7 separate regions of the Homo sapiens genome follow, and all the other regions are linked to region 1. A link is a contact called in ENCODE Hi-C or POLR2A ChIA-PET data. All regions are on one chromosome and are shown on one strand. Each heading gives the region's core, a stretch centred on a gene start or an enhancer-like site at or near the end of the contact. The rest is flanking DNA. Distances are from core to core; before and after follow the strand shown. Region 1 holds the start of BACC1 (BPTF associated chromatin complex component 1). Region 2 holds the start of NDEL1 (nudE neurodevelopment protein 1 like 1). Region 3 holds the start of DHX33 (DEAH-box helicase 33). Region 4 holds the start of NUP88 (nucleoporin 88). Region 5 holds the start of PFAS (phosphoribosylformylglycinamidine synthase). Region 6 holds the start of MIS12 (MIS12 kinetochore complex component). Region 7 holds the start of ZNF594 (zinc finger protein 594).

Evidence for each region. Hi-C counts contacts between places; a loop is a spot of excess contacts on that map. ChIA-PET counts read pairs that join two places held with the same protein, here RNA polymerase II (POLR2A). Pooled maps may share reads with other maps.
Region 2: a map of B cell shows a loop between it and region 1 (15-fold over the local background). The contact joins the promoter of NDEL1 here to the promoter of BACC1 in region 1. A Hi-C loop is called at or near these places in 3 of 168 maps with a recorded cell type or tissue (B cell, CD4-positive, alpha-beta T cell and naive thymus-derived CD4-positive, alpha-beta T cell), 1 of 37 single-sample maps with no recorded cell type and 10 of 50 pooled maps.
Region 3: a loop to region 1 is called in a pooled map, with 8 times the contacts of the local background. The contact joins the promoter of DHX33 here to the promoter of BACC1 in region 1. A Hi-C loop is called at or near these places in 1 of 37 single-sample maps with no recorded cell type and 4 of 50 pooled maps. POLR2A ChIA-PET finds 5 or more read pairs at or near these places in 1 of 52 experiments (GM12878).
Region 4: a loop to region 1 is called in a map of ascending aorta, with 4 times the contacts of the local background. The contact joins the promoter of NUP88 here to the promoter of BACC1 in region 1. A Hi-C loop is called at or near these places in 1 of 168 maps with a recorded cell type or tissue (ascending aorta), 1 of 37 single-sample maps with no recorded cell type and 11 of 50 pooled maps.
Region 5: a map of CD8-positive, alpha-beta T cell shows a loop between it and region 1 (8-fold over the local background). The contact joins the promoter of PFAS here to the promoter of BACC1 in region 1. A Hi-C loop is called at or near these places in 1 of 168 maps with a recorded cell type or tissue (CD8-positive, alpha-beta T cell), 2 of 37 single-sample maps with no recorded cell type and 7 of 50 pooled maps. POLR2A ChIA-PET finds 5 or more read pairs at or near these places in 1 of 52 experiments (CD4-positive, alpha-beta T cell).
Region 6: a loop to region 1 is called in a map of gastrocnemius medialis, with 7 times the contacts of the local background. The contact joins the promoter of MIS12 here to the promoter of BACC1 in region 1. A Hi-C loop is called at or near these places in 3 of 168 maps with a recorded cell type or tissue (CD4-positive, alpha-beta T cell, gastrocnemius medialis and naive thymus-derived CD4-positive, alpha-beta T cell), 11 of 37 single-sample maps with no recorded cell type and 21 of 50 pooled maps. POLR2A ChIA-PET finds 5 or more read pairs at or near these places in 1 of 52 experiments (HEK293).
Region 7: a loop to region 1 is called in a map of ascending aorta, with 4 times the contacts of the local background. The contact joins the promoter of ZNF594 here to the promoter of BACC1 in region 1. A Hi-C loop is called at or near these places in 1 of 168 maps with a recorded cell type or tissue (ascending aorta), 1 of 37 single-sample maps with no recorded cell type and 10 of 50 pooled maps.

Annotation. Positions count from the first base shown.
Region 1 is chr17:7,013,345-7,016,594 of GRCh38, reverse strand. BACC1 (BPTF associated chromatin complex component 1) reads right to left here and starts at 1,813. Exons shown (of 6, transcript NM_174893.4): 1 at 1,717-1,813; 2 at 1,439-1,533; 3 at 720-821; 4 at 1-100. The coding sequence starts at 1,737. It overlaps RNASEK (ribonuclease K), which reads right to left. Exons shown (of 3, transcript NM_001004333.5): 2 at 2,853-2,929; 3 at 2,063-2,450. The coding sequence ends at 2,309. RNASEK-C17orf49 (RNASEK-C17orf49 readthrough) reads right to left here. Exons shown (of 8, transcript NR_037717.1): 2 at 2,853-2,929; 3 at 1,717-2,450; 4 at 1,439-1,533; 5 at 720-821; 6 at 1-100. It overlaps MIR497HG (mir-497-195 cluster host gene), which reads left to right. Exons shown (of 3, transcript NR_038310.1): 3 at 581-777. RefSeq lists enhancers at 1-587, 1,000-1,500, 1,971-2,100, 1,851-2,351 and a silencer at 1,431-1,880.
Region 2 is chr17:8,434,072-8,437,377 of GRCh38, reverse strand. NDEL1 (nudE neurodevelopment protein 1 like 1) reads right to left here and starts at 1,494. Exons shown (of 9, transcript NM_030808.5): 1 at 1,333-1,494. RefSeq lists silencers at 941-1,180, 1,221-1,420, 1,521-1,690.
Region 3 is chr17:5,467,622-5,470,612 of GRCh38, reverse strand. It overlaps DHX33 (DEAH-box helicase 33), which reads left to right and starts at 1,631. Exons shown (of 12, transcript NM_020162.4): 1 at 1,631-2,042. The coding sequence starts at 1,754. It overlaps DHX33-DT (DHX33 divergent transcript), which reads right to left and starts at 1,521. Exons shown (of 3, transcript NR_135644.1): 1 at 1,474-1,521; 2 at 619-699; 3 at 253-521. RefSeq lists enhancers at 1,538-1,607, 1,988-2,207, 1,997-2,579.
Region 4 is chr17:5,418,123-5,421,428 of GRCh38, reverse strand. It overlaps NUP88 (nucleoporin 88), which reads left to right and starts at 1,767. Exons shown (of 17, transcript NM_002532.6): 1 at 1,767-2,075. The coding sequence starts at 1,779. RPAIN (RPA interacting protein) reads right to left here and starts at 1,247. Exons shown (of 7, transcript NM_001033002.4): 1 at 1,138-1,247; 2 at 1-133. The coding sequence starts at 1,218. RefSeq lists enhancers at 976-1,195, 1,206-1,325, 1,055-1,592, 1,593-2,130, 1,766-2,405.
Region 5 is chr17:8,247,545-8,250,645 of GRCh38, reverse strand. PFAS (phosphoribosylformylglycinamidine synthase) reads right to left here and starts at 1,357. Exons shown (of 28, transcript NM_012393.3): 1 at 1,307-1,357. It overlaps CTC1 (CST telomere replication complex component 1), which reads left to right and starts at 2,590. Exons shown (of 23, transcript NM_025099.6): 1 at 2,590-2,642. The coding sequence starts at 2,610. RefSeq lists enhancers at 1,173-1,929, 2,054-2,173, 2,654-2,793 and a silencer at 2,514-2,563.
Region 6 is chr17:5,484,804-5,488,138 of GRCh38, reverse strand. MIS12 (MIS12 kinetochore complex component) reads right to left here and starts at 1,573. Exons shown (of 3, transcript NM_001258217.2): 1 at 1,455-1,573. DERL2 (derlin 2) reads left to right here and starts at 1,961. Exons shown (of 7, transcript NM_016041.5): 1 at 1,961-2,070; 2 at 2,923-2,988. The coding sequence starts at 1,978. RefSeq lists enhancers at 954-1,063, 1,304-1,403, 2,024-2,083, 2,124-2,303 and silencers at 1,577-1,744, 1,694-1,853.
Region 7 is chr17:5,190,338-5,193,415 of GRCh38, reverse strand. It overlaps ZNF594 (zinc finger protein 594), which reads left to right and starts at 1,548. Exons shown (of 2, transcript NM_032530.2): 1 at 1,548-1,668. It overlaps ZNF594-DT (ZNF594 divergent transcript), which reads right to left and starts at 1,409. Exons shown (of 6, transcript NR_152840.1): 1 at 1,253-1,409. RefSeq lists a silencer at 1,414-1,613.

The DNA.
Region 1 (3,250 bases), core at 564-3,063:
AGATGCCACCTTCTTGGGCCCTTTCTTGGGTGACTCAGCTGGAAGGGGGATGCCAGAATCTTCATATACCTTGCGTTTCACAGTGGCCTTTATCTGGGCCCTGAAGAAAAGAGAGAAGAGGTTAGGAAAGGAGTCATCAGAGAGACTAACAGAAGAGGGGACGGGAGGGGAAGGGGTTCTGGGAGTCCCTTCATAAGAATCCAGGTCGGGGCCCCAACCCATTGGTAGGGTTCTCACTTTCTCGAAGTTTTACACTCACTCAGGATGGATGGAGTGTGGAGAGTGGAGTCCCTGAACTGAGTAGTGGGAAAGGCCCATCTCCTAATTCTCTTCTGGGAGAGACATCAGGTAGAGCTTGGTGATTTACAGGTGGATTGAGATTTACTGATCAACTAGTTCAGGGTCACCATATCCCTGGAAACACTGCAGTGGGGTCCTCAAACATTTATATAAATAACCAGGGGACTTCCATCATCAAATACAATAACAGCATCTCAGGCAACCTAAATTCACATTCTTGGAAGGATTACCACAGCATTTTAGGAACTTCTGACCAACTGTGACAATTCTATTCTTTCAGTCCTCAAGGGGATTCTAAAAAACTAGTGACAAAGTAGGGAAGCAGCTGAGCTGGAAAGGAGTTCTGAGGACGATGGAACCTTGGGTAAGGAGGAAGAAGGCTGCCCACCCGCCCTTTTCTGGCAGCCACCCTCCCTCACACTGTCCGTTCCTTGATGACACAGCTGATGTGATTAAGATCGTCCCCAAATCGCTTCACAGCAGCCCTCAGCATCTCTATTTCCGTCTCCGTCCACTTCGCACTGTCAGAAGGGGAGAGGGGGGATAGCAAAAATGGGAGGGGGGGTGTGGAGCCCGCCCACAGGCTATGCATCCCACAGCCAACCAGCCGCCTCCTTCCGATTTCTGGGACCCCTTCCACGGATGCATAAAGAGGTCCTCCGTAAGGGGAGGCGGAAAGCTCTTGAGGCCCTGCGGGAACCGGGAGGACCCCAATCACAAGAAATCACAACCACCTCCACCTTAGACACCCCTTTCCACCATCAACGTTAAACGGCTGCTGTACACAGCACACTGAAACCAACTCGCCAGGAAGGGCTTTTCAAAACAGACCCACCAACACAGCCTGCAGCCGTCTGGGGGAATTCCATGAACTGGGGTGGTTGGGAGTGGCGGTGGTTTGTGGTCGACCCGTTCGCAGCAGGGAGAACTGTGAAACAGGAGTCTGGGCTATGGGCCTGTCTGTATTTTTATCTGTCATTCATTCCCTCACCCAACGATCATTTATTAACACCGACTCTGTGCTGTGCCACGCACAAAGGGAAACTAATGTCTGTCCCTGTGCTAGAGAGGGTCCGTGTCTGTGACCGAGTCCAAGCGCCCGCTCTCAGCGTCCACGTCCCAGTCCGGGCTCACGTACCCCGCAGGAGAAGAGTCGGCCACGGGATGCAGCTGCATCGTCAGCTCCCCGAGCTTCGTGAAGGCGGCGCCGGCCGCCGAGAAGATCTCTCCGACCTGGGGGCGGGGCAGCGTCACGGGGGGCCGGCGCCCGCCCTCCCCGTCCCGCCCGGAGCCCCTAGCCCCACCCCAGGCTCGGCTCCCGCCCGCCCCCCGCCCGGGGCGGAAGAGCCGCGAGCCAAGTGGGGGGCCCGCCCTCCCGTGGCCGCCAGGGAGCGCTGTCCGCGAGGGAGGTCGAACCTTTGTGGACGCTGACGTCATGGCCCCGCGCGCCTCCTCACGGAGACGCCGCCGCCGCCGCTACACGCGAGCCGGGACCACGGAGAGCAGGGAGACTGAGCGGCTCGGGCCCCCGCGCAGGAAGTCCCGCCCTCCCCGCAGCGGATAGGCTCAACCCGGCGGCTCCCCGCCCCATCAGACGCAGTCGCTTAGACCGCTCGGCGCGCCCAGTCGATGGGGAAAGCCTTCGCCTCACTTCCGCGCCACACTTCGCTCCACTTCCGCTCAGACATCGGGACTTTCCAGGCAGAGGCCGACCTCTAGTCTCAGCCCCGTGCTCGCCCCCACTCAAGCACAGACACAGGGCTGAAGAGAGCAGATTCTCTTTATTGAGATACGGGACACAGCGAAGGGTGGAGAAACGGAACAGCCCCCCAGCCTCAGCCCTCTCCACGGGGGCCGGATGCCAGAGATGGGAGAAGGGATTCAGTCTCTCGCCCGGGAAACCCAGTCCCGCAGAGGGCGCCGGCAAGGGTGGGACGCGACCTGGGTGACACGGTGCAGGGAGTCTTTAAATAGAGGAGGGGCTGGAGCGGGGAAACGCGCCGGGGCCCTAGCGCACCATGTATTCCTTGCGCTTATTGAGCCGAACTTGGCAGAAAGAGAAGCCTCCGAGGAGGAGGTAAAGGCCTGCAGCGATGAAACAGTTGTAGCTGACTTGCTCGTAAAGGTTGTATATGTTCTGGGGGCCATTCCTGGGGGTGGGAATGAAGCAAAGGGGTCAAACTTTAATAGGAGCCAACATTTTCTGAGCACTATGTGCCCGACACCTGTTTAGGCGCTGTTACGTGTATTACTTTATTCAATCTTCTTGACCATCCTATGGGGTGAGATCTGTCATAGCCATTTTGCAGAGGTGGACTGAGAAGCACAGAAAAGTAAAATACCTAAAGAGGTCACACCTAAGGTGGTGGGTTTGGGATGGCCGCTGAGGTCTGACTCCCTGGCTCCTAACCACATTCTCAAGAAAGCCGCTCTCCTCTCCAAGTCCTCTAACCTAGGGGCCCTAAGCACCGGGCCTCCCAGACGTAATTCTGACCCTAGGCCTCGCCACCTCCCACCTGCTCCCAGCCCGCCTCCCCCACCCGAATACTTACTCAAAATCTTTCTCCGTGAAGGGAACGTCCTCAATCAACACAGCGGAATGGACATTGAAAAATATTCCGAGCATTATCTGGAAAAGGGGAATGGGTAGACTGTTGAATTCAGGCACCTGACCTCATGTTCACTTCGTAAACCCCTCCCATTTCCAATGTTGCTACAACACCCGAGCCTGAGATTAACCAAAACGAGGTGGTGGTTACTGGATTCGGACTCAGCCACCTGGAACAGGGCGTGAGGTGGTGACATTGAGACAAGTGGTCGAGGCAAGGGTGGGAATAGTGACCAAGCCATCTCTCCCAGGAACCCAGATTATCGTCCTCTCTGGAGGCGTCATCATCACGGGACAGTGCGGAAGAGGGGAGGGAGAACCGGCACTTCTTCATATCATTTC
Region 2 (3,306 bases), core at 245-2,744, 1.4 Mb before region 1:
CTTCAATTTATTTAATTTAAAAAAATCAAAAGAACTACAGCTTCAGAAGATTTAGCAACTTCTATCTGGATCAAGTCAACCTCTAACCAGGGCTGGCCAAAGGTTTTGTTTCTCACGCACTCTAATTTTAAATAACAATAATTTTAATAATAATTCAGAAGAAATACTTCACTTGGTTTCCCTTTACTTCTCTTCAGCCCATGACTTAACGCTGCACTGTGCCCATCAACTTCACGATTTAGCAAAGCAATTAACCAGCAACTCCTGAACAAGCTTCACAGGAAGATTTTTCTCATGACTGAGCAGCCGTTTTTATCCTAGGTGAGTTTTCTCAAAAATAATTGAGTAAGTAATCTACCAGCTTCTGGCATATCTTTGGCAAGTCACATTTTCTGCCTTGTTTTGTAGCTGAGAAGGGTATAAAAATCCCACGAAAAGAAACCAGAACTCCGAGCCTAGAAATGTAAATTATGATCCAAGCTAAACCACTCACCAGTTGGTTGAACCTAAGTATAAATAATTACCCCCATCCCAGCTCCATTTACCCATCGAAATGGCGATAACATAATCAGTTGCAACCACAAGGTGATGCGGTTAGAAAAAGATAGGAAGAAGAGTGCTCTGAAACGTGTAAAGGTGCTACGTAAATAGAAGGTAATAATCAGTGGTGACAGAACTCTCACCTCCTTTGCAAAACTTAAAGGGTCATCTCATGGCTTACAGCAAGAAAAGAGTCGAGCACAAGTAACCCGAGCCCGTTGGTGACACTTTGCCGAACTCCAGGGGGAGGATGATTAGCAGTTCCGGGCGGGAGTCAGGAGAATGCCAATCCGAGCCCAACGTGGGCTGCTCGCGCTCTCGCCCCCCATGGGAGAGAGGCACTGAGAGATCAAAATGCAACCCCGCTCCAAGCCACCCTCGCAAATGAAGGAATTTCGAAGAGGGGGTAGGAGGAGGCGGGCTGGGCGCGCCGCTGCCACCTCCGACTGGGCCACTCCTTGCGCCGCCAGCGCCCCAGCCCACGGTGCCACGTCCCGGCCTCCGTCACCGCCAGCCCTCACCCTACCCGGAACGGGGCACATCTTCCGGAGGCCACCGGAATCGTTCCCTTGCAGGCGCCCCTGGGGGGCCACACATCGGACCAGGGAAGGGAGGGGACAGTTAGAGCGGTTGGAACAGTTGCCCCCAGGCTGGCCGCCCCGGAACCCGGCCCGGCCCGCCCCGGCGGAGCCTCAGACACGGCCCCGGGCCGGGAAGGCTCCCCAAGGGCAGGCCTCGGCGCCGCCGGCCCAGCGCAGCCCCTTAGGGAGCGGCCCCGCGCTGCAGGCTCACCTCCAATGTGTCAAAAGCGCATGTTCGCCGCCGCTCAACCGACGTCTCCCCTCCGCCGGCCCGGCCAGGCCCGCCCAGCCGCTCGGCTCAGCTCCCCTACGCAGCCCCGAGCTCCACTCAGCGTACCTCCGCGCCCGGCTCCTCCCCGACACGTCAGGGACTGCCTGGGTGTCCGAGGCCATTCTGTGACGCACGGGGGCGGGGCTCGGAGCATGCGCGGCAGCGCACGGGTATGCGGGGCGGGGTGGGGCGGGGCTGGTGTCACAGGGGGCGGGCCAGAGCCCGGCGCGCTGACGCCAAGCTGACGGCGTCCTCTTGCGCAGGCGTCCTCTTGCGCAGGCGCTCCTGGACTCTGCGACCGGCTGGTTTTGGCTTGTGCAGTTCCCTGAAACTGCTATTCGGGAGAGTGGTGCCAAGACGGATGGGAACCTGCCTTCAGTTTTCTGGCCACCAAGGCCCTTCAAGTGTCCATGTGTCTGTGTTCCCGTTTATAAAATGAATCTCGGCTCATAGTTCACCTCCGAGTCCATTCCCCCTGCTCGAACACCCAATGGAACATCAGGAGCATTCTAAGCATCACTCTCACAAAGCTCTGTGTTGTTTTTACAGAACTTCCACTGTTTACATTTTGTATTTGTTCTCATCTTCCTCCAGTAGAATTCTAAGTTCTATGAGAGCTAGAACCTCTTATGCCTTGCTCATCCCAACAGATAACTTGGTTCTAGGCAAAGTGGACGCTCAAATATTTGATGAATGAATGAATGGATTCGTTGGCACAAAGGGGATTTTATATTTGCCCATTTATATATTGTATATATCTGAGCATATATTCATTTTTGTATACATGCGTGTACGTGTGTGTATGGGTGTGACTTTCTCCCCTCCAGGTCCCCCAAGAAATGGAGTCCTATGTGTATATATATACCTCTTACAATCCATCTTGGTTTTTGTTTGTTTGTTTGTTTGTTTGTTTTTGAGACGGAGTTTCGCTCTTGTTGCCCAGGCTGGAGTGCAGTGGCGCGATCTCGGCTCACTGCAACCTCCGCCTCCCAGGTTTAAGCAATTCTCCTGCCTCAGCCTCCCTAGTAGCTGGGATTACAGGCGCCTGCCACCACGCCCGACTAATTTTTGTATTTTTAGTAGAGACGGGGTTTCACCATGTTGGCCAGGCTGGTCTCGAACTCCTGACCTCGTGATCCGCCCGCCTCGGCCTCCCAAAGTGCTGGGATTACAGGCGTGAGACACAGCGCCCGGCCCCATCTTGCATTATTAATGTTTATATATTTTTAGTACGTAAACACACACGTGTATGTGTGTGTGCGCGCGTGTGTATTCCCTAGCGGACTTGGAAGCAAGCTGGAGACGATACTAGCCCAAAAAGGAGGGAAAGAGGGATAGGCAACTTACATAGGGAGTGGAAACTTAAAGGAAGAGATACATTTTAAAAACAATTTTAAGAACTTTTGCTGTATAATGTACAAGGTAATCCTTTCCTTTAGGAGATGGGGTCTACTGTGTTGCCCAGGCTGGTCAAGAACTCCTGACTTCGGCCAGGCGCTGCAGCACTTTGGGAAGCCGAGGCGGGCAAATCACCTGAGGCCAGGACTTCGAGACCAGCCTGGCCAACATGGTGAAACCCTGTCTCTACTAAAAGTACAAAAATTAGCCAGGCATGATGGTGGGCACCTGTAATCCTAGCTACTCCGGAGGCTGAGGCAGGAGAATCGCTCGAACCCGGGAGGCGGAGGTTGCAGTGAGCACCACTGCACTCTAACCTGGGCGACAGAGTGAGACTCCGTCTAAAAACAAACAAAACAAAACAAAAAAGAACTCCTGACTTCAGGCAATCTTCCCACCTCAGCCCCCCACAAAGTCCTGGGATTACAGGCACCAGCCTCCATGCGGCACGCAATGTAATCCTTTCCAATTTCAGTGCTTTTAGGATTGGATTTGTGGGTGTGAACACAAAAATAA
Region 3 (2,991 bases), core at 382-2,881, 1.5 Mb after region 1:
GCCATTGCCTAGAAATGATTAGGGGCTGCATGTAGAGGTGGAATGTGCTCCATCAAGAAATAAGTCCACCCATTTACATTACCTAAATTATTGTAATCATTTGGAACATCGGACTCCTACCTTAAGTTACTCTGGAAAGCACACTGGGAAAAAGGACTGGGATGTCTTTACTCAAAGTCCATAATTTGAGAGTTAACATTTATTATCCCTTGTAGTTTTGGGTTGCCTTTCTAAATATTTCAGGGTAGGAAGTGAAAATTTGTCAGTTTATTCTTAAACACAAATCTGCTGCTGGTTCAACGTGCACATTTTCAGTAATGCCTGGTCACCAAACTGTCAGCAACTAGAGGAAAATTATCTCCGACCTGGAGCAAAGGGGAGGTTTTTTGTTTTTAGACTAGCTCTCTCACGAATCACGGGAAGGGAGATATTTAACAGGGCGAGTTTCATGGAAACGAGCTTCAGAAGATACCCTTCACATGAGCTGAAGCTTACGGTGTATTCTCTGGAAATCACATTTCCTGTAAGAGCAAACAGCTACTTGGCATTCTCCGTGGTAAATTAGCAAATCATCTAAGAACTTTTAGGAGGGTAAGGAAGAACTAGTTATAATCCTACTTTTTTCTGCTGCAGTTCTGAATCTTCACTGAAGTGTCTGTGATGGGGTTGCACAGCCATGTAGAGAACTTGAGAGTCTGGCTGGAATGGTTGGGGGAAAGGAAAGATAAAAGACAATTTTAATTTCATTGAACTCCCTCCTTTCTCTGCTTGTATTACTGGAGGCGACCACATCCGTTGGAGGAGTCATTTTCTGAGTTAAATTCATGTATATCAGAATTGGTTTTCCTTTCTGTAACACAAGATGATCACAAAATTATGATTTGGGGACATCTGAATGACTAAGATGACTCAATTTCTTAATCTGTAAATTAGAGATAATCTAATAACCAGTATATACCACATAACTTATAAGTTGTTTAGAGGATTAGACAATGCACGTTTGCGCTTCTCATTGATTTTACAGAATTAAGTACTTTCCTTGAAGAGTGACTGTTATTTGGACAGAGAAGGGGAAAACGCGGGTTTACTGAAAAGAAGTAATGCTACTAGAACAAAACAATGGGCGGGGCGCGGTGGCTCACGCCTATAATCCCAGCACTTTGGGAGGCCGAGGCAGGCGGATCACCTGAGGTCGGGAGTTCAAGACCAGCCTGACCAACATGGAGAAACCCTGTCTCTACTAAAAATACAAAATTAGACGGGCCCCGGTGGCGCACGCCTGTAACCCCAGCTACTTGGGAGGCTGAGGCAGGAGAATCGCTTGAACCCAGGAGGCGGAGGTTGCAGTGTGAGCCGAGATCGCGCCATTGCACTCCAGCCTGGGCAACAAGAGCGAAACTCCATCTCAAAAAAAAAAAATAAAACAATGAGAAAAACCTCGTTAACCAAGACTACAGTCCCACGGAACCTTACATCCTGTGTTTCCCGGTTGTAGCTCCGGGCCTTTTCCTGGTTGTACCTCAGGCCCTGCTTTTCCCACCCCCAGGAAGTGAAAGCCTTCCCAAGCCCCCAAGGCATGCTGGGAGATGCAGTCCCTTTTTCTAAAGACTGGGGCGGCCGTGAGGTCATCGGTGGTCGCCGGGAGCCGCCAGCACGTGGCGGCGAGGAAGGGGCGGTGTGCTCCTGTTGTCTGCACCTGAGAGGGGGCAGGAGCTCTCGGCGCTTGCGCCTCCCGCCGCGGTGCCCTCCCGACATGCCGGAGGAGGCGGGCTTCCCGCCGGCCAAGAGATTCCGGCCAGGCTCTGGACCTCCGAGCCGCGCTGGGTCCTTCCCTCCCGGGAGGCAAGTGGTGATGCTGCTGACTGCGGGCAGCGGCGGCAGAGGAGGAGGAGGAGGCCGGAGGCAGCAGCCGCCCCTGGCCCAGCCCTCGGCCAGTCCCTACCCTGAAGCTGTGGAGCTGCAGCGCCGGAGTCTGCCCATCTTCCAAGCGCGGGGGCAACTGTTGGCCCAGCTCCGAAACCTGGACAACGCGGTCCTCATCGGTGAGTGGCCGCGCCGGCGGGCTCTTCCTTGCACTTCGTCCGTGGCTTAGCTAGAGCAGTTTTTCTTACATGCCTCTCAATCCCTTTCGTTCGTGGCTTCAACAAACCTGAATACCTTTTCTGGGCCAGACCTGGAGAGGGGCCTCGAAGAAGAGTCCGGCAGCCCTGCCCTGGAGGCGCTGGACAGCCCGGTGAGAGTGACCAACGTGTGTAGGCAAAGACTCACCTTCCGCGTAAAAGGGTAGAGAAACGTACCGGGGGCTTGCGGATCTTAGAAGAGTGGATCTGACCCGGTTTGTGAGGAGGCGGCTGGGGAGGTCGTGTGGGAGGGAGGGCATTCTAGGCAGGGGGGAAAGCCCGTTTGAGAGATGGGAACCTGAACACATTCCGGTCGAAAGGGAAGGTGTAGTTTCTGGTGCATGAAAAGAGGCAGAGTTGTGGGGCAGGGACTGATTTCATGGGGCTTATGATCCCCAACGTGTTAGAGGAGATACTGAAGGACGGAAAGGATGAGCAGCCAAAGAGAGGAAGGAGACCCATGAGTGCTGCTAGTCAAAGGAATAGAGAGTGAGCAGATGCAGCAGTCAAGTCCGGTTATACTGGACTTGGATGTGATGCCCACTGGATTTGGATGTGAGCTATTTGTAAGAGTTAAAGAAAAAGGAAAGAAACACGAAACGCGGCTGGCAGTTAAAGACAGCTTTTCTTTAGTTAAAACCTGAGAGGCGCTCCTGGCCGATTTCGGTCAGGAGCCCTTTCTCTTACAGACTAAGAGTATATATTGGTGTTAGGGTGAGGGGGCTTATCACAAGCTTGGAATGTTTATATGTGTGGAGAAGTTTTTGGCAGGGTTGGACTCTTTGGGAGCAGGGGATGTTATCTTGGGGCAGACATTTTTCCGGCCCGAGGGGGTTTATCTCCCGGCTGGCATATTCCCGGCTGGCATATT
Region 4 (3,306 bases), core at 518-3,017, 1.6 Mb after region 1:
AAGCATTCCACTCTTCTTCCATCACCTCTTGAACTAGAAAGCTGTTCTGAGAATTCCCTGGCCCACTGCTTCCAGCCTGGCGGTACCTGTTTAGGAGCCTGTCCCGGCTGTTTCTCATTCTCTCCAGGCATCTCTGGGAAAAAAGAGCAAGATTGGGGGGGAAAAAAAAAGCATTTCTATTTTTAAAAAACACTCTTACATTAGTTGAGAAAACATTAAAGAAAGTTTATAGACACAAAATTTCAATGATAATACTAACTAGTGTTACTTTTGCATATTCCTCTGTAGAGATACATAAAATTACAATGCTTTGTACACGTATTTACAAAGAACCATATTTTTTATTCTAGCTTGCCAGTTTCCTTAATGGTTGTGTGCATAATATCTCAGCATCCAATGTCCTATTACAGAACATTTATATTCCTTCCAAATTCTTGCTACTCTAGATATGGCTGGGTAACGGCCTTCCTGCACAGCAGCGTTTCTGAACTCAGGGAGGTTTTGTCCCCCAAGGAACATTTGGCAATGCTTGGAGACATTTCTGGTTGTCACAATTCTAGTTATAGGACTATTAGCATCTAGTGGGTGGAGGCCCGAGACGTGGCTTAAACAACCCTCCACAACATATAAATATCTCCCTCAAAATGTCCATTGTCAAGGCTGAGAAACTCTGCTGTATCTGCTATCTTTCTTGCGTCGGGTTACTTTCTTGGACATTACTTACTAATAACCACACTGTGTTCAGAAGAGGCCAGAACTGAGGTGGAGCCCTCTTCTAAGCCTCATTTTACTACTCTCTAGAATAGAAATCATCTCTATCTCACAAGACGAACGTAGACAAAGTGCCTCTCTCGGTGGCCACCTCCGCAGCAACAGTAGGTAGTGTTATTGCAGAGGTGCAAACGGTGATGTCCTGACCACAATTTAAATTCAAAACAAAATCGAATCCAAAAACAAGGCTTTCTAGGACTTGACCGACCCGGGCTAATCCCACACTCTACAGTCAGCAGGCCTGGGTTTGACCAGACCAGGCGCGCTGCGGCACCTGCTCCACGGAGCAGGGCTAAGGCGAAGGCAGGGAAGACGGCGGTCACCGGGACGATCTAGGGTAGACCACTGCACAAACCCCATACCCACCTGCCGGAAAGCCTCTTTCCAAGGCGGCGAGCCCACCAGTTTGTACAGGGAGCGGCGCGGAGACCTCAACGACTCCGCCATCTCCTCTTCGCGGGAGACAAAGCCACAAGACCCGTTCCCTGGAGGCGCGCACAGACCCCTGGGAGGTGTACTTTCCGGGTGCAGACCGCGAATGGATCGCAGCGTATTCTGGGAAGTGTTGTTTTATCGACCGGCCCCACGTGGAGACAGATTTAGGCATCCAAGCGAAATGCGTGAGGCCAGCCCGACCTGCACTGAGGGAGGTAAGTCTTGAGGGAAAGTTCTGGATGCCTGGGTTTACCCAGATGGAGGTGTCCAATAGGCAATTAGATACACAAGTCTCAGGCTCTCCCCAGGTGCTAGATTTCCAGCAGCACCACCATTATGTTGACTTCTCGTCCCGCCCCCTTGGGCTTCAGAAATAATGGTGATTGGCTTTCCCTTGGTGACGCCCCTGCTTGGTGGGCTGGCCTCGCCTTCGCCCCCCGACCTGGCACGAGCCTCTCGAGCTTCCGGGCCGTCTGCTCGGTGATTGGCCGAAACAGTGAGTGGACGGCCGCGGATTGGCTGTGCTCAGCGGCGGGCTGAGCAACTGGAGTGAGGGGAGCAGTTGGGCCAAGATGGCGGCCGCCGAGGGACCGGTGGGCGACGGCGAGCTGTGGCAGACCTGGCTTCCTAACCACGTCGTGTTCTTGCGGCTCCGGGAGGGACTGAAAAACCAGAGTCCAACCGAAGCTGAGAAACCAGCTTCTTCGTCGTTGCCTTCGTCGCCGCCGCCGCAGTTGCTGACGAGAAACGTGGTCTTTGGCCTCGGCGGAGAGCTTTTCCTGTGGGACGGAGAAGACAGCTCCTTCTTAGTCGTTCGCCTTCGGGGCCCCAGCGGCGGCGGCGAAGAGCCCGCCCTGTCCCAGTACCAGGTAATGCCAGGCCGATCTTGGAAGTGACCCTCACCGGGATCGGAACCAGTCTTTTTTGTTCCTTGCTCCTCTTGGCTGTTTTTCATCTTGTGGCAGGCGTTCCAGCGGATTGACTCCGACGCTGCCATACGCGGTCGCGGGGACTCAGGCTCTCTCGATGCTTACGGCCTGGAGGCCTGGGAGGAAGGAAAGGGTCATTGAATATTCAATAAAAATACTAGTGACGGATGAGTGCTCTGGAGAAAAACAAAGCGGGCTAAAGGGGTTGAGAACGAGTGGGCGGAGTTGCTATTTTTAGTTTCGTCGAGAGAAACCTGTTTCCTGATGTGACGCTTATAATAGGTTAGATCGTAACTTTCTCTTGCGTTGTGCACAGCAAGTCAGGTTGCAGGTTTCAAAGCACCACGCTTCATGCTTGACATGGAGGAGGAAGTCTCTGTTAATTCTTACCCCCGTAACGCCCGCTTTAGAAAATAAAGCCATACCCAAAATGGGGATTTTTGTTTTTGATTAGCCGACAGCATGTGAAAATGGGTGTGATCCAGAAAGTATTACACACTTGCCGTGGTCAAATATTGGTTTATGGAAATGTTTATTTGTAATACACAGATTCTCTTAAAGATGAAAAAGAGCTTGGTACTCATTCTAAGGTATGACATCTGTTGTGTGCCCGGTCCAATTCTTGTTACCGAGAAGTGATTTAATTTTAATAAGACGCTAGCAATGCTTCTGCAGTTTTGAAAATAGGGCAGGAGTCTACAGTCTACTTATTTACCCAATTTCAGTTAAAAAGAATTATGAAGGCCGGGCGCGGTGGCTCACGCCTGCAGTCCCAACACTGGGAGGCAGAGGCAGGTGGATCACCTGAAGTCAGGAATTCGAGACCAGCCTGGCCAACATGGTGAAACCCCGTCTCTACTAAAAATACAAAAATTAGCCAGGTGTAGTGGCGCGCCCTTGTAATCCCAGCTACTCAGGTGCCTGAGGCAGGAGAATCGCTTGAACCTGGGAGGAGGAGGTTGCAGTGAGCTGAGATCACGCCCCTGCACTACAGCCTGGGCAACAGAGCAAGACTGTGTCTCAAAAAATAATAATAATTACCAAATGTGCAGCACGCAGTATTCTAATAACATTCTATACTGCTGTGTAGCATTTGACATAATCATAACTTAATTATTTATAATTATTTTGTGTCTTTTTTTTTTTTTTGAGATGGAGTTTCGCTCTTGTT
Region 5 (3,101 bases), core at 108-2,607, 1.2 Mb before region 1:
TCTATCCCAAACTACCTATCCAATTTCTGGTCCCACTGCCTCTCAGCGGGACCCTGGCTTTACTCACCAAACTCTGCTGTTCCCCTAGTCTTGCCACTCAGTAAACACTACCATCATCCAATTTGTTGCTCAAGACAAAAACACAGAAGTCATCCTTAATTCTCTTTCCCTCAGACTCTCTAAATCCAATCCACCAGGAAATCTATTTCCAATCATGTCTCAAATCTCTCATCTCTTCATCTCTACTACCTCACTCTAGTTCAAGTAAGCCACCACCATCACTCACCTGGACCAATGCATTAACCTCCTGACCACTGCATAACCACAATTCATTTGTCACACATCAGCATAAAGTGGATTATGGCTTCCCATTACACATGGTATAAATTCCAACTCAGCATCCTGGTTTACCAAGTCTGGCCACTCTCTGGCCTACCTTTCCAACCCTATCTCACACCATTCTCTTTTTCACCCACAATGCACCAACCACACATTAGCTTCTTTTTTATTTCTCTAACTTGCCAAGCTCAGTCCTGGAAGGCATTTTTTTCACCCTGACATATGCATGGCTAGCTCTTGTTATTTAGATTTCTGGTGATTCGCCTTCGTGGAAAAGGCTTCACTAGCCACTCAAGTAGTTACTATCAGATGGCCGGCCCTATTTTAATTTCCTGTAAAGCGCTTATCACTATTGGATGTTTTTATTTTTCGCTCTATATTCCCCACTAGAAAAAAAATCTCTACGTGGGCATGGGATGTTGCTGCTTCGTTTCCATTGAATTACCAAGGCTTAGAACAATACCAGGGCTTGAAACGCAAAAAAATTCTAAAACTTGTGGAATGACTTAATGAACTCTTGATTCTCACCACTCTTCAGCCCCTCCCCAACTTTCAGGACAGTCTTCCTGAAGGCATTTTGTTTATTAAGCCACTTGATTTCCGTCTATCATTCCCAGTAAAATATAAGCTTCAAGAGCTCAGAGACAGGGTTTGCGTGCATGAGGGCTGTATTCCATGACCAGCATGGTGCCTGATATAAAGTAGGCGGCCGGCAGTCTTTCTGTTAGCTGAATCCATGAATGGGACAATGGGGCTAAATTTACATGGGGGTCGGCCATGCCTGGGGTCTGCGGAACGCACGCAAGATAGGACGAATGGACGCCTCCACTAAAGCAAATACGCGGGCACCAAGTAGACACAGCTCGGCCCGGTGGGGATACTGAAGCCGCCAGACCAAGCTTGGGCTAGATGACGAAACGCTGCACCTGGAGGAGGATCCAGGTCCGCACGCGGTAACTATACTCACGTGGAAGATGCACTCGCGGCCACAGAGCACCTCGAATCGTCGCGCGCGTTTGTTACGTCATCCGCGTGCGCCGCGGGCAGAGACTGGACCTGCCAGCGCCGGGGCGACTACGCCCCGCCCACTTTTCCCCAGCCACCCGGCCGAATTCTAGGTTCTTGGTGGGGAGAGGTTTATCCCCAGGTGGTTTCTCCCACAAATCTGTCTTGAACTGACGTTTGTGAAAATACATTCAGTTCCCCGTCCCCGCGGGGACAGTTAAGTAATGACATCAGTTAGTTAAGGCCATAAAGCAAGCATGTGAAAGTTGTGCTTTGGTGGCATTACGAGGAAGCCCTTCTCTGCTTGGCAAGATCAGGGAGACTGAAAGATGCTTAGAAGTCATCCACCAGGCGGGCTGTGTTTGAGTTCCTGAGCTCTGCTACCCCATCCATCTGAAGGCCTGCGGGATGCCGGACAGGATGTCACTTAGGAGGGAGACGGAGGCTGGGCGCGGTGGCTCCCGCCTGTAATCCGAGCACTTTGGGAGCCCGAGGCGGGCAGATCGCTTGAGCCCAGGAGTTCGAGACCAGTCTGGGCAACATGGCGAAACCATGTCGCTACAGAAAAATACAAAAATTAGCCGGGTGTGGCGGTGCAAGCCTGCGATCCCAGCTACTTGGTGGGCTGAGGTGGGAGGATCGCTTGAGCCCGGGAGGTCGAGGCTGCAGTGAACCGAGATGGCGCCGCTGCACTCCAGCCTGGGCGATAGAGCGAGACCTCGTCTCAAAAAAATCAGAGAGGGCCAGGGGCTGTGTTTCACGCCTGTAATCCCAGCACTTTGGGAGGCTGAGGCGGGTGGATCACCTGAGGTCAGGAGTTTGAGACCAGCCTGGCCACATGGTGAAACCCCGTCTCTACTAAAAATACAAAAAAAAAAAAAAAAAAAAAAATTAGCCGGGCGTGGTGGTGGCAGGTGCCTGTAATCCTAGCTACTCAGGAGGCTGAGGCCGGAAAATCCCTTGAACCTGGGAGGCGGGGGTTGCAGTGAGCCGAGATCGCGCCACTGCACTCCAGCCTGGGCGACAGAACCAGGCTTCGTCTTAAAAAAAAAAAAATCAGAGAAAAGAGACAGGGGTGTCGGGAGTTGGGATGGTGCACCGAGGCGCCTCGCGGAGTCTCTAGGAAGCGAGGGGGTGAGCAGCGAGAAGGAGCTGGAGGTGGCGAGGAAACCCGCTCACCGGTGACGTCACCGAGCGCCCCCCCACCCCCATCCCCACCCCCAAGCGAGCACCTGCCCCTCCCGGGGGCGGAGCTCCGGCGCATCATGGCGGCTGGCCGGGCCCAGGTCCCTTCCTCCGTGAGTGCTGCTATTACGTCTCTTGTTCCTTTTTTCTTGTTTGTCACAGATACTCTTTCTCTTCCTATTTCCTCTGCCTTGTCTCTCTGGGCTCGCTGGCCGCGTCCGGCCCATGGGTGAGGGGGTTGTGAGTCGGTCCGCTCCTACCTCTTACTGGTTCTGCGAATGTTTATTCCCTCATTCACGCGGCGCCCGCTGTGAGCCTTAAACTGGTCTCCGTTCACTCTCTAGGGTTTAATCCTGGTGGGAAACCAGGAGCAGGTTAATGGGGGAACTATGGGGCTGTGGGTTCCTGGAGAAGACCCTTGACGGAGCTGTAGGGGAAAAGGGCAACCATAATAAGTAAAAGCGTCTGAGACCCGAAGTGCGTGTAGAAGGCAAAAAGCGCCGAAAGGGGCTGGGTGTGGTGGCTCACGCTTGTAATCCAGCACTGTGGGAGGCGGAGGCGGGCGGATTACT
Region 6 (3,335 bases), core at 324-2,823, 1.5 Mb after region 1:
ATGTTTTTTCAAGGGTCTGCGAGTAATTCCTCTCAAATATAAACATCTAGGAAAATAAAACCCCTATCTCCTTGTCATTGTGGGAATTCAACCTAGGCATCTTTTTCTGAGATGAAATGATATTGCTTGTCATAGAAATAAGAGAAATTTTATTATTCCTTCAGATAAAGGCAATTAGCTAAAACAAACTGCTACTTCAATTATCAGGTGAATTTAGGACGCACTTTATGAAATAATTTGCAATAAGCAGTACAGTCAAATCTTATGGGAAGATAAGATGCAGCCAATCTTAAGAATTTATGTTTGTAGGCTGAGCACGATAGCTCATGCCTGTAATCTCAGCACTTTAGGAGGCCGGATGGACGAATCACCTGAGGTCAGGAGTTCGAGACCAGCCTGGCCAACATGGCGAAACCCTATCTCTCCTAGAAATACAAAAATTACCCAGGCGTGATGGTGGATACTTGCAATCCCAGCTACTCGGGAGGCTGAGGCAGGAGAATCACTGGAACCCGAGAGGCGAAGGTTGCGGTGAGCCGAGATTGTGCCACTGCACCCCAGCCTGGGCAACAGAGCGAGACTCTGTCTCAAAAAATAAAATAAAATAAAAATTTACGTTTGTAATGGTTAAATATGGAGTGGTTATAACTGTTTGGCTGTATATGTAAGGTAGGATTTCTTTCTGTTTTTCTTTTTTTCTTTTGAGACATGTTGTCGCTCTGTCGCCCAGGCTGGAATGCAGTGGCACGATCACAGATCACTGCAGCCTCAACCTCCCGCGCCCAAGCAATCCTCCCACCTCAGTCTCCCAAGTAGCCGGGACAACAGGTGCAGGCCACCATGCCTGGCTAATTTTCTTGTTGTTGTTGTTGTTTGAGACAAAGTGTCACTCTTTCGCCCAGGCTGGAGTACAGTGGTATGATCTCGGCTCGCTACAACCTCTGCCTCCTAAGTTCAAGTGATCCTCTTAGCTCAGCCTCCCAAGTAGCTGGGATTACAGGTGGGCGCCATCTCAAACAACAACAAAAAAATACACTTCCTTGATTAACTCCTTTCTTCGAATTCCCATTAGGACCTCTCTTCGGGCACTGACTGATGAACTTCTACCGCCTCATCTTCTCTGCTAGACTTAGAGTTCCTGAGAGCAGAATAAATGCGGCTTGATCAGTATTTGCCGATTCAACGCAGAGGTGCCCAGGTCATCTCGGCGAGTTGAGCTGTCTAAGACCCCGCGATCGCGCAGGACAGGACCCAGAAGCCAGAGCGCAGGAACTGCTTCCGGCCGGCTCCCGGCTTCCGTCGGGCCCCGCGCCCGCGCTGCATGCTGGGATCTTCAGGTCGGAGGCCGGGGTGAGGCCGACCCACAGGCCGCCTTGCTCCCTCGCGAAGACGCTTATGCCAGTCTCGCCCGTCCCCGCTCCTCCTCAGAGAAAATGCTGCCCCGCAGCACTTACCGGAGCGACCATGAGGGTGACGATTTGAAGCACACACAGGCTTCCCGCCACCTCCTTTAAACCGCCGCTGGCTTGCCAGGGACAGACGGCGCGGTTGGCTCCCCAAAATTCCGACTGATACGCGCCTCGGCGAGCGAAAGCAAACGCGGGATACTCTCGCGTTCCTGATTGGCTGGTTGTGGACACCTCAATTATGACAGAAAGGGGCCGGGCGGGAAAGTTAGCTGTGGCCGGCGGGGATTGGCAGAAGGAACCTGTACTTACTCGTTTTTCCCGGACGTTGGCTGGTGGAGAAGAGAGGGTGGGGAGATGGGGCGCTGGGGGGGGGCGGTGGCGACGCAACTCGTGATTGGCGGATGTGCGTTCCTTAGGTCTCTACGGATTGCGGTTGCTTGGCGTTGATTGGGCAGTCGCGGGAAAACTAAAGTGGGCGGGGGGCCTTTGGGCCCGCCCCGCCGCCGGGGCCTGCTGGCGGAAGGGGAAATGGGGTGGGTGGGGGGTGGGGCAGGCGACGGTGGGGAAGATGGCGTACCAGAGCTTGCGGCTGGAGTACCTGCAGATCCCACCGGTCAGCCGCGCCTACACCACTGCCTGCGTCCTCACCACCGCCGCCGTGGTGAGCAGCTGCAGTGCCACCTTCTCATTATCTGGGCTGGATATGACTGGGTCTTCAGGAAACTGGGGTTTGGGCCTCGGGGAGGCCCAGAGGGGCTGGTCCCGGGGATGGGTGGAGGCGTACAGGGATTACTCTGGGGTTCGAGTTGGCGCCAAGAATGCTTATCCAGTGACGCGAGAAGGGAGTGCTGCTTCATGGGGGGTCAGGTCAGTTTCTAAGAGATGAGCGCCGGACCTATAGCGGGTTAGGGTTGCGGGAGCCTCCCACCCAAGAAATGTGTCCGAGAGCTCTGCCAATGGCCAGGTGGTACCATGGTGACTAGTGAGAGGAAGGTCCGTTTAGTGAAGAAACAGGAATGGGGAAAGCAAGCTGGAAACTGTCGAGAGGGGAATGGCTTATAATAAAAAGGGTCTCTGGATCTAAATAAGGGGCTAGCTGGAGGTACCCAGCCCTAACGGTGGCAGGGTCTCCAGTCTCCGTTATTTCAAGTGAGTTTTGTTGTTTCATACAGCTGTTTCAGGTGGTGCCCATGTGGTGGGTAGATTCATAGCAGCTGTTTTTATTTGTCCTGTGTCTAAAATATCACCACCTGTCTGCCTCATTTCTTCATGTCAGCCTCAACTATTGCAACATAAAACAGACTTTTTTGTGTTAGGTATTGAGGATACAAAGAATTCTACCAATCCTAGAGAATTCTTTACCAACCTCTTCCTCTGGCCTAAGAAGAAAGGCTTAAAGGAAATCACGTCTAAGTGACCGAGAGTTGGAAATTGCTAGACCTACTAATTCTTTGTTGTAAATGATGAAATTTTGTTTCTTGATTTGCTTTAAGAAGCTCTTTTTCTATTTCAGCAGTTGGAATTGATCACACCTTTTCAGTTGTACTTCAATCCTGAATTAATCTTTAAACACTTTCAAGTAAGTGGTTCATCACAATAGTGATTAATGCTTCAGTTTCTTCTTTTTCTTACTGTTTAGTAGCAAATCCTGTTATACACTATCCTAAAAAAGAACCCAGTGGGGACCTTTGATTATAAGTTGCCTTGTCAGGATATAAAGCAGTGATTCTGCAGCCTGGTTGGACTTGAGAATCCCTTAGGGAACTTTGAAGAGATTCTCAAGCTCCTCAACAAGTACCAAATCAGAATTTGCAAGGGTAGGAATTAAAATCTGTGTTTTATTTTTAAAGTTCCCTGCATCGTTTTGATGTGTCCAGTTCCTGTATTTGGAAATCACTGGTTTAGACTTAACGTTGTCCTATGAGA
Region 7 (3,078 bases), core at 299-2,798, 1.8 Mb after region 1:
TCTCGGCTCACTGCAACCTCCACCTCCCGGGTTCAAGCTATTTTCCTGCCTCAGCCTCCCGAGTAGCTGGAACTACAGGCGCCTGCCATCATGCCAGTTAATTGTTTTGCATTTTTAGTAGAGACGGGGGTTTCACCATGCTGGCCAGGCTGGTCTTGAACTCCTGAGCTCAAGTGATGCGGCCTCCTAGGCCTCCCAAAGTGCTGGGATTACAGGTGTGAGCCACCGTGCCCTGCCTTAAAAACCCATTTCTAAATTCCAAAGAGTAACTTCTATTAGTGCACTCTTATTAAGAGAGGTAAAGCAAAAGGAACTATAAAAGCAACTATAATTGAAGTCTATTTGAGACATGGCTCAGTATTTCAATGAAAATGTAACACAGTCAATGAAATACTATCTCAAATGTAGTTGTGCAAATTAAGGAATAGTTGGTAGTAGCTGCATTTACAAATTCAAGAGTGAAACGTGCATAATTCGTGCAACCCAAAGTTTGGGACAGAGAGATATGAGAAGCCAAAGTGACTAGTGCACTGACAGTTTTGCTTCGGAAAGGCTTGGGGTTGGACATCTTACATCTTTACATACATATATAACCCTTACCACGATCCTACGCTACGCGAACCAACATCATCTCCATAGTAATAACTAATATGTATCTGGCCTTCGCCACATGCAAACTTCACATACATATGTCAGTGAGGTCGGTCCTATTATTTACCTCACTTTACAAATGAAGCAACGGAGGCGCGAAGAAGCTATTAATAGGTAACTTGTTCAAAGTCACATAGCCCCTAAGTGGTGGGGCAAGGATTCTGAGTGTCTGACTTTCTCACTTCGGAACTTACACTTTTAAACATTAAGCTGTCCTTGTTGGGATCTGTATCGCCTAGCCTTTGACCGGGCATTGCAAATAGAAGTCATCAATGAATGAGACCACAAATGCATGCAGGGAACAATAACAAAAGATGAAAACAGAACAGGCAGAACAGGAGTTCGAGACTAGCCTGGCCAACATGGCGAAACCCCGTCTCTACTAAAAATACAAAAATTAGCAGGGCGTGGTGGTGGGCGCCTGTAATCCCAACTACTGGGGAGGCCGAGGCAGGAGAATCGCTTGAACCTGGGAGATGGAGGCTGCAGTGAGCCGAGATCGCGCCATTGCACTCCGGCCTGGGCGAAAGAGCGAGACTCCATCTCAAAAACAAAACAAAAGGGCAGAACAAAAACGTAGTTACTTGAAGGGGTCACTCACCCCGGACCCGACCGTGCCACAGCCCCGACGCCACGCATGTCTAGGACCAGCTGAGGACGCGGCCTCTCGGCGGTAACCTTGGTAACCAGCCAGCGCGCCGCTGGCCCTCCGGAAGTCAGACTCCGCCGGGCTGAGCCGAGCTACGCCAGCGCCGACTGGCGTCGTGGAGGAGTCTGCGCAGAGGAGACACCTGATCCGGTGGGAGACGGCCAGGGGAGCGCGCGCGGATTGGCTGGAGCCGACGGGGGACGGCTGGGCGGGGCGCGGACTGGGGGACCGCAGTCCCGGGGAGCGCACCGGAAGTTCTCGCCTGGCCCAGGCGCGGGGTCCAAGATGGTGGCGCTAGGAGCCGCGACCCAGTGATAGCGGCCGTGGAGGGGCCCCCGACCGAGCGGGAGGTTGGGGGTAGCCTGGAGGTGAGACCCCGCTGCGTTCACAGAGCTGGCGGCCGCGGCGCCTGCGTCCACCGGCAAGCGAGGAGTGGAGCAGAGCTCATATGCCTATGGGGAGAGGCCTGGGGGACCGCAGGAGGATGTAGGCGCCGGGTGCGCATGACTGGGCCTTCTTGCTCTCGGTCGGCTTCTTGGTCTCGGCGTGCCCCATTCCCGGCCCTGTCCCGCTACTCTTGCCTGTTCCAGTTCCCTCCTGTGGGTACCGCTAACGGCATCTTCCCGAGGCCCAGAATCCACCGTCAGGCATAAATTGATTATTCCTCGCCCACATCTGTGCCAGGTATATTTGTATATGTAACCAAATCTGGTTTTTGCATCCCACGAGTGACCCCGCTGGGGAGGCTAGACTAAGCCACAGGAATGAACTGTATTGTTCATATATGTTCTACTACTCAGTCTAAAATATTAGGACTGTTAGAGTTCAAACAAGGGAGGGATTTAGGTGGGCTGGTCTCTTTGTAAGGGTCTACATTGCTTTTAGGAGCAGCTTCTATTGTGACCAAGCGAGTTACAGAGAAACGCCACACTTTGAGACAAATTAAAGAGTCCTTATTAGCCGGCAACCGAGAGGCAGCTAGCGCCCAAAATTTTCTCGGCCCTGAGGAAGGGGCTAGTTTTGTTTTTATACCGTGGTCTAAATAGGGGAGGGGGGATTTTAGCTGAAGCAATTTTTACAGAAGCAGAACTGGCAAAAAGTTGAAAAATTAATTGGTTACAAATGCAGTTACAAAATATAAACAGTTCCAATTGCACGGGCTTAAACTATCACAAAGAGATAAATGCAGGGGTTTTGCTTGCCATCCACCGAGCGCGTCCCCAGGAGCTGCTGGTGCAGCTTGCCTCAATATCTTATCAGTAGGTGCATTCCTGGACGTGCTTTGAGTCAGTTTACACTAGCTATGCCTTAAGGGAGGGAGGTGAAAGGGGGCTGCCAGTGGAGAAACTAAAATGGAGTCTGTCCGGCTCTCTCTCTGCTAGGAGAGAGTCACTCAGGTTAAAACAAAGTAGGGTATCACACTTCAAAAGTCATTTCTTTTGGGAAGCCTTCCCGGATTGCCACCGCAGCGCTTTTAGCATCTAATTCATAGGCTCTTACTACCTTGTTTCATGTGTGAGTCTTCCTCTAGGCATAGATTCTTTGTTTAGCTTCACCTAATGCGTGCCCATGAATGTGAATTAAAAAGGATTGACATAGTTAAAAGATACTAAGAACTGGGCATGAAATAGTGGCATTTCTTAAGTTAAAAAATAGTGGCCCCTAGGCCAGCTTTGAGTGTAGACACATTTTCTTGGCTCATGCTGTTTGTTTTTATTTGAATTAATGGCCAACTTCCTTTTTTTTCTTAAGACAGAGTCTCGCTCTGTCAACAGACT